Linked DNA regions of Homo sapiens: region 2 is linked to region 1. A link is an interaction called in ENCODE POLR2A ChIA-PET data of the cell type or tissue named here. Cell type or tissue: GM12878. All regions are shown on one strand.

What was found. Peaks named below come from ENCODE experiments on the same cell type or tissue, not always from the same donor. Only the 100,000 strongest peaks of a DNase experiment are listed, where the experiment ranks them.
Region 2: POLR2A ChIA-PET joins it to region 1 with 7 read pairs; 10 of 35 experiments call an interaction of 5 or more read pairs at or near these places.

What each region holds. Positions count from the first base shown.
Region 1 is chr10:72,559,928-72,563,927 of GRCh38, forward strand. It overlaps MICU1 (mitochondrial calcium uptake 1), which reads right to left. Exons shown (of 12, transcript NM_001195518.2): 3 at 2,968-3,136. It also overlaps the pseudogene COX7CP4. Among named protein-coding and RNA genes, the nearest start is that of MICU1, 64 kb to the right of the region's middle. RefSeq lists a silencer at 2,029-2,138. In GM12878, no CTCF peak of the experiment used is centred here; DNase peaks (open chromatin) are centred at 2,064 and 3,634; H3K27ac peaks cover 252 bases.
Region 2 is chr10:72,610,771-72,614,770 of GRCh38, forward strand. The region is part of intron 1 of MICU1 (mitochondrial calcium uptake 1); the gene reads right to left. Among named protein-coding and RNA genes, the nearest start is that of MICU1, 13 kb to the right of the region's middle. In GM12878, no CTCF peak of the experiment used is centred here; no DNase peak of the experiment used is centred here.

The DNA.
Region 1 (4,000 bases):
GGATTTAGGTTGTGTGCGTTATGAGAATCTAATGCCTGATGATCTGCGGTGGAACGGTTTCTCCTCAAACCATCCCCTCCCACTCTGGTCTGCAGGAAAACTGTCTTCCACAAAACCAGTCCCTGGTGCCAAAAAGGTTGGGGACTGCTGATGTAGACATCACAGGACCAGACCAGAGGGAAAAAAATGAATGGGAAAGTAGCAAGAGAAAAATACATGATCAAAATGGAGAAGAAAAAGGGGATTAAAAAATGCAGTTTAAGGAGGACTTGGTGTGGTGCTGCCATCTCTCCTGCCTTCAGTCTATGCACCTCTCACTGAACTTCCAATAGCACCATGTTGGAACAGGGCATCCAGAGGTTCACAACCTCTGTGGTCTACAGGAGGCATGAGGCACTATAAAGAGGGCTAAGGGAAGAACATGCTATTTTCAGTAGAAAATAAGTGGTGGTTACTAATTATAATGACTTTGCACTTTGGATCTGGATTTTATGCACATTTCTTTATAGTAAGACACCAACTGCTTAAGAAACAAGGATGTTTAATTCATCCATGAAACAGATATGAAGAGCATTTTAAGAGGTGCAATCTCTGAAAAATAAATCAAACCCTTGAATTTACATAGGATAATAGATATGTTTTAAATAAACTTATGACATAAGCCAGGCACAGTGGCTCATGCCTATAATCCCAACACTTTGGGAGGCCAAGGTGGGCGGATCACCTGAGCTCAGGAGTTCGAGACCAGTCTGGCTAACATGGTGAAACCCCGTTTCTACTGAAAATGCAAAAGTTAGCCAGACATGGTGGCAGGCATCTGTAATTCCAGCTACTCAGGAGGCTGAGGCATGAGAATCGTTTGAATCCAGGAGGCAGAGGTTGCAGTGAGCCTAGATCACACCACTACACTCCAGCCTGGGCGACAGACCGAGACTCCATCTCAAAACAAACAAACAAAACACAAAACTTATGGCATAAAAATGTGGTTTATTATTTCTTAAATTATAGATAAATTCTTAACATGTCTATATAGATTATGTAAAAGAATGAATATACAAAGAATGACTGAAAAAAACAGAATGAAGACAGAATAAGTGTTGAAATAGATTATTAGAGATACAGAAAGACATTAAAACAATTATCCTTGAACAGGGAAAAGATAGCTCTTCCTCTGAAACTTCAGTGAAAGAAATAAGAATTATTTCAAATACAGATTAGATAGATTTTGTAACTATAAGGGTTGGAATTTGAGTAAATCACACAGATAGCTTTAATTTTTTCTATGAAGTATGAGATATGCTCATCTGCTGAGCAGAAGGCAGGAGTAGAAAATGGAAGTAGGTTCAAAATAAATGTTTATTTGGGACATTTTAGCTGTATTTTACGAAATGGAAAGTGTGACTGGCCTGTAGATGAAACTGCTGGCACAGAGTAAAGTTGTGCTTTCTTTGAATTCACTCAGGGCAAAACAATAAATAAATGTATCCTGACAGAAAAACAAGGACACTTGATAATTGACTTGTGATGCATGACTTTTGTTCAATTCACCTCTATCAGAAATGGATTTGGGTATAGAGAAAACACATTTAATAATTTCATCTAGGCTGGGCATGGCGGCTCATGCCTATAAACCCAGCACTTTGGCAGGCCGAGGCAGACGGATCACCTGAAGTCAGGAGTTCGAGGCCAGCCTAGCCAACATGGTGAAACTCCATCTCTCCTACAAATACAAAAATTAGCGGGGCATGGTGGTGCATGCCTGTAATCCCAGCTATTGGGAAGCTGAGGCAGGAGAATCGCTTGAACCCAGGAAGCGGAGGTTACAGTGAGCCAAGATCATGCCATTGCACTCTAGCCTGGGCAACAGAGGGAGACTCTGTCTCCAAAAATAAAAAAATTACTTCATCTAACATATGAAACCAGACAGAAGATCCAGATTTTACAAAGAACTCTTCTTGCAAACACAAACCACAAACACACAAAACGCAGAAATAACTCAAATTATCTTGTTGCATTATTAGCTATAGTTTAGCAACTGAACGCAACTCCCTGAATTTTAACCTTGACATGCAAAATGTCTAAGAAATCCATCCTTTTCATTGTTCATCACTCATGTTTGCTGAACTCAAATACCTGATATCATAGGAACTGCTGTAGTGGAACTGAAACTTCGCTGAGGCAAAGCTACATAACAGCAGGTTGTGTTAATTACATAAAATCTTTTTTTTTTTTTTTTTTTTTTTTGAGACTCAGTCTTGCTTTGCCGCCCAGGCTGAAGTGCAGTGGCACAATCTCAGCTCACTGCAACCTCCACCTCCCGGGTTCAAGCAATTCTCCTGACTCAGCCTCCTGAGTAGCTGGGACTACAGGTGCATGCCACCATGCCAGGCTAGTTTTTGTATTTTTAGTAGAGACAGGGTTTCATCACATTGGCCAGGTTGGTCTTGAACTTCTGACCTCAGGTGATCCACCCACCTCCGCCTCCCAGAGTGCTGGGATTATAGGCATGAGCCACCATGCGGGGCCTAATTACATAAAATCTTGATAGTCATTTGAAGTTTGTGCTGTCCTCAAAGTTACTTGGTCTTCTAGAAGTTATGTTTCCAAAGAGATTTTATTCTGTCTCTACAACCCGATATCAGAAATACCACAAAGACTCAACTTAACATATATGATAACATTTAGCATCAGGAAGATCCAGAAAAAAAGAATCACCTTAGGCAGTTGAACTGAAAGAACTAAGAAAAAATATGCTAATCATGGTTATTGGTCCTAGATCCTTTTAACTACCTCCTTTAACCTCACATTCCAAGAGTACTTTTGGCTTAGAACATGATAGAAAATAGCAAAGAAGTGATAACTTGAAAGTGAAGATGAACCATCTGAAACATATGATTAAAAAGATTGAACTGCATTATTCTACTTTAAGATATACTTCTGATCAACTTATAAGACTATGTTTCATACTTTTCTGTCTCTGAATCCAGAACGTTTCTTCTTTTTCTCTTCTGGGTGAGGGGCAAGATCTGCAGTCTTTTTCTCATGGTTACAAACATCCCCTTCATCTTTATTCTTCCCTTTATCACCGATGTCACTTTTTAGGTTGTCTACACATGGTGGAGATTCTGCATGGGCCCTGGATATGCAAAAAAGAAATCTAGATTAATCTTGAACGTCCATCATACTAGACAAATAAGCAAACAGATACAGCTTAGCAGAGCAACAGCAATGAAATTTGTCAAATATTCTACATGAAGAAGTTCCTCAAAAAATATAAAATAGAACTTCCACATGATCTCTGGTTATATATCCCAAAGAAATGAAAGGGTCTCAAATAAATATTTGCACATCCATGTTCACAGCAGCACTATGCACAATAGCTGAAAGGTGGAAACAACTCAAAAGTCCATTGGCAGATGAATAAACAAAATGTGGTATATACAGATAATGGAATATTTTTCAGCTTTAAAAGGAAAGGAAATCCTGTCACAAGCTACAACGTGGATGAATCTTGAGGGCGTTATGCTAAGTGAAATAAACCAGTCACAAAACCACAAATATTGTATGACTTCACTTACATGAGTTACCTGGAATATTTAGATTTACAGAAACAGAAAGTAGAATGGGGGTTACCAGGGGCTGAGGGAAGGGGAAGCAAGGAAGTTGCTCTTGAATAAGTAGAGTTTCAGTTTTGCAAGATGAAAACGTTCTGGAGATCTGTTTCACAATGATGTGAATACCCTTTAAACTACTGAACTGCATATTTTAAAATGGTGAAGACATGTGACAGAAGCCCTCATCCACACGTCTTCCCATTGAAACCAGAGACGATGAGCCCTTCCAGTACAAAAACTAAATGTACTAGACTTCCAGCCATAGAGCGCCTCCTTGTTCTTCATCTCACTCCAACTCTTCCCATTCTCATTCTCCCCTTGTCCCAACTGTAACTGAAAGGGTGGAATATCAAGGTCTTTAGAAAAAAATGGTTAAGATGTAAGTT
Region 2 (4,000 bases), 51 kb after region 1:
AGCTTACAAAAGGCAGCCTCTTGGAGCATAAAGCTGAGTGGAGGAGGTTAGAGGGTGAATACAGAGGGGCAAATGGACACTATGTAGTACAACATGATACATTACTTTACCTTGTATTTCTATTTTACTAGCCAAAGGAAAAACTGTAATAAATATATTTATCAGTACAAAGAAAAACTTCCTGCTGCCACAAAAAAGTAGGCAAGTAACTGGATTAAAATTCTAAGATTTTTGTTGTTTAAAAAAAAACAAGGCCAGGCGCGGTGGCTCACGCCTGTAATCCCAGCACTTTGGGAGGCCGAGGCGGGCGGATCACGAGGTCAGGCGATGGAGACTATCCTGGCTAACACGGTGAAACCCCGTGTCTACTAAATACAAAAAAATTAGCCGGGCGCTGTAGCGGGCGCCTGTAGTCCCAGCTACTCGGGAGGCTGAGGCAGGAGAATGGCGGGAACCCGAGAGGCGGAGTTTGCAGTGAGCAGAGATCGCTCCACTGCACTCCAGCCTGGGAGACACAGCGAGACTCCCTTTAAAAAAAAAAAAAGAAAGAAAGAAAAAAGGCCGGGAGCAGTTGCTCACATCTGTAATCCCAGCACTTTGGGAGGCCGAGGCGGGCGGATCACCTGAGGTCAGGACTTGGAGACCAGCCTGGCCAACATGGCGAAACCCCGTCTCTACTAAAAATACAAAAATTACAAAAATTAGCTGGGTGTGGTGGTGCGTGCCTGTAATCCCAGCTACTCGAAAGGCTGAGGCAGGAGAATTGCTTGAACCCGGGCGGCAGAGATTGCAGTGACTCCATCTCAAAAAAAAGAAAAAGAAAAAACCCTAAAAAGAAAGCCCTGTGTTAAGAATTAAGATAAAAGTGAAAAGAAAGAAAGAAAAAAACCCAGTTTTGACGAGAGGTACATGGTCTGCCCCAATACTCTCAAACACTGAGAATAACAGACTAAAGGAGTAATATACTAGAATATTAGAGCTGAAAGAGACCTTAACATTTTTCAAAATTTCAGTATGAGAGGGAACAGGCCAGGGAGGTGATAAGCAACTCCATCACTGTCACAACGCTATCTGGGCACTGTGGTGTGTCCCTATAGTCTCGGCTGCTTGGGAAAATGAGGCAGATGGATCGCTTGAGGCCAAGAGTTTGAAGCTACAGTGCTACACAGTGACTGTGAATAGCCACTGCACTCCTGCCTGAGCAACACAGTGAGACCTTATCTCTTAAAAACCAACCAACCAAAAAAAAAAAAAAAAAAATCACAAAGCTAGATAATAGTGAAATTGGAAACTGAAACCAGATTTGGTAACTCCTTTCCTAATTGTCTTCCTATCAAACTACGCTACGGAAAGAAATCTGTGTATGTGCTTAATATTGGGAAAATCAACTAGTAAACAGGCTTAAAGAAATAAATAAAATCCCAGACTCATTAGGCTAAAATGTTTAATTTCTTATAGTAGAACTCCAGATTTCCCACAATAACACTAGAGTCTGCCATCTGTTTTCTTAACCAAAAAAAAAAAATGACACTTCGTGAATCTTAACACAGTACACAAAGTATTTCAGGAGCTGACCAGACTTTAATCTGAGCCTAAAGAAAACATGCAGTCGAAAAGGAAGTTATTAATGACTTAGGAGCCATTTTCCTATAGAGCATGAAATTAAAACCTCTAGGCTAAAAGAGTAATGGGAGTCATGCCAAGGCTTTGACAGTCAAATTGCTCCTTCAAAAGGTTGGAATATAGCCAGGCTTAGTGGCTCCTGCCTATAATCCCAGAGCTTTGGGTGGCTGAAGCAGGAGGATCACTTGAGGCCAGAAGTTCCTAACCACTCTGGGCAAGATAGCAAGACCCTGTCTCACAAAAAACAATTTTAAAAAATTAGCCAGGCAAGGTGGCACATGCATGTAGTCATAGCTATTCAGGCGGCTGAGGCAGGAGGACCCTTTGAGCCTAGGAGTTTGAAGCTGCAGTGAACTATGATTGCACCATTGTACTCTAGCCTGGGTGACAGAGTGAGACCCTGTCTCAAAAAAAAAAAAAAGTTGGGATGCATAGGAAGAATGCATACTCCACTGGTAAAGACAACACAAAATTCACTTCCTAAAATGCATACAAATGACATACAAAGAATAAAAAAGAGAGAGAAAAGATGCAGTATCTGTAAGACAAAATCCATAATATAAAGAAAAACTAGAAATATTAAAGATTAAAAGTAATTATTTATAAAAATAAAAGCAAGTTGTTTAAATGGCCTCTTTTTCAGAAAAAAAATTAACATCAAACCTTTATAGCTTATTTTAAAACTTTCAAACATGCAGGAAATTTCAAAGACTACTATTATCAACACCATATGTGCATTACTTAAATTCAACAATTAACATTTTGATATACTTGCTTCATCTACTTATCTATATGGCTACTCATCAAACTATTTTTTATGTTGAATCATTTCAAAGTAAATTACAGACATTATTAGGAGAAACACTTTACCCCTAATTTTTTTTTTTTTTTTTTTTTAGAGACAGGGTTTTGCTCTGTCACCCAGGCTGTAGTGCAGTGGCATGAGCATAGCACTCTGCAGCCTCAAACGCCTAGGTTTAAGTAGTCCTCCTGCCTCAGCCTCCTGAGTGGCTAGGAACTACAGGGATGTGCCACCACGCCTGGCTGATTTTTTTTTATTTTTTGTAGAGCCCAGGTCCCATTATGTTGTTCAGGCTGGTCTCCAACTCCTGGCCTCAAGCAGTCCTCCCACCTCAGCTTCCTAAAGCTCTGGGATTATGAGCATGAGCCACCACACCTGGCTATACCCCTACATATTTTAATATTCTCCTACACAACTACAATATTTTCTCCTACATAACTACATTATCAAATTTATTCAAATTAATAATTACCTAATATCTTCTAATACTAGAACACATACAAACTCCCCCAAAATTTACAGCTGATTTTTCAAACCAGGATCCCTACAAATAAGACTATCTTTGGTTTTCTCTAAACAGTCTCTCTTAATCTAGAAGAGTTCCTCATACATAACCTTTTTCTCCCCTTACAACTCTAGTTTTTGTTGTGTTACAATATACATAATAGGCTGGGTGCAGTGGCTCACACCTGTAATCCCAGCACTTTGGGAGGCTGAGGTGGGGGGATCACCTGAGGTCACGAGTTCAAGACCAGCCTGGCCAATGTGGCGAAACCCCGTCTCAATTAAAAATACAAAAAAATTAGCTGGGCGTGGTGGCGGGCGCCTGTCCCAGCTATTTAGGAGGCTGAGGCAGAAGAATTGCTTGAACCAGGAGGCAGAGGTTGCAGTGAGCTGAGATTACACCATTGCACTCCAGCCTGGGCAACAAGAACAAAACTCCATCCCCAAAAATAAAACAAAAACACATAATATAAAATGTACCCATACTCATTCAAATGGCTATTACTTAAATTTTAAAAAAAAAACAAGTGTTGACAAGGATGTGTAGAAAATGAAACCCTTGTACACTGCTGATAGGAATATAAAATAGTGCAGGCACTACAGAAAAAGTATGGCAGCTCCTCAAAAAATTAAACATAGAATTACCATATGATCCAGCAATTCCACTTCTAGGTGTATTTCCAAAGGAATTTAAAGGAGGAACCTGAATAGATATTTGTACAGCCATGCTCAAAGCAGCATTGTGCACAACAGCCAAATGGTGGAAGCAACCCAAGTGTCCACTGATGGATGAATGGATAAAATGTGACACATACATACAAGGAATATTATTCAGCCTTTATTTTTTCTTAATCATGGCAAAATTTCATCATGTCATTTCACCTTCAAAAGGAAGGAAATTCTAGCATATGCTACAACATGGATGAACCTGAAGGATACTATGCTAAGGGAAACAAGCCAATCCAAAAAAGGCAAATACTTTGTGATTTCACTTACATGAGGCACCTAGCATAGTCAAATCATAGAGACAGAAAGTAGAATGATGGATGCCAGAGGTTTCAGGGAGAGGGA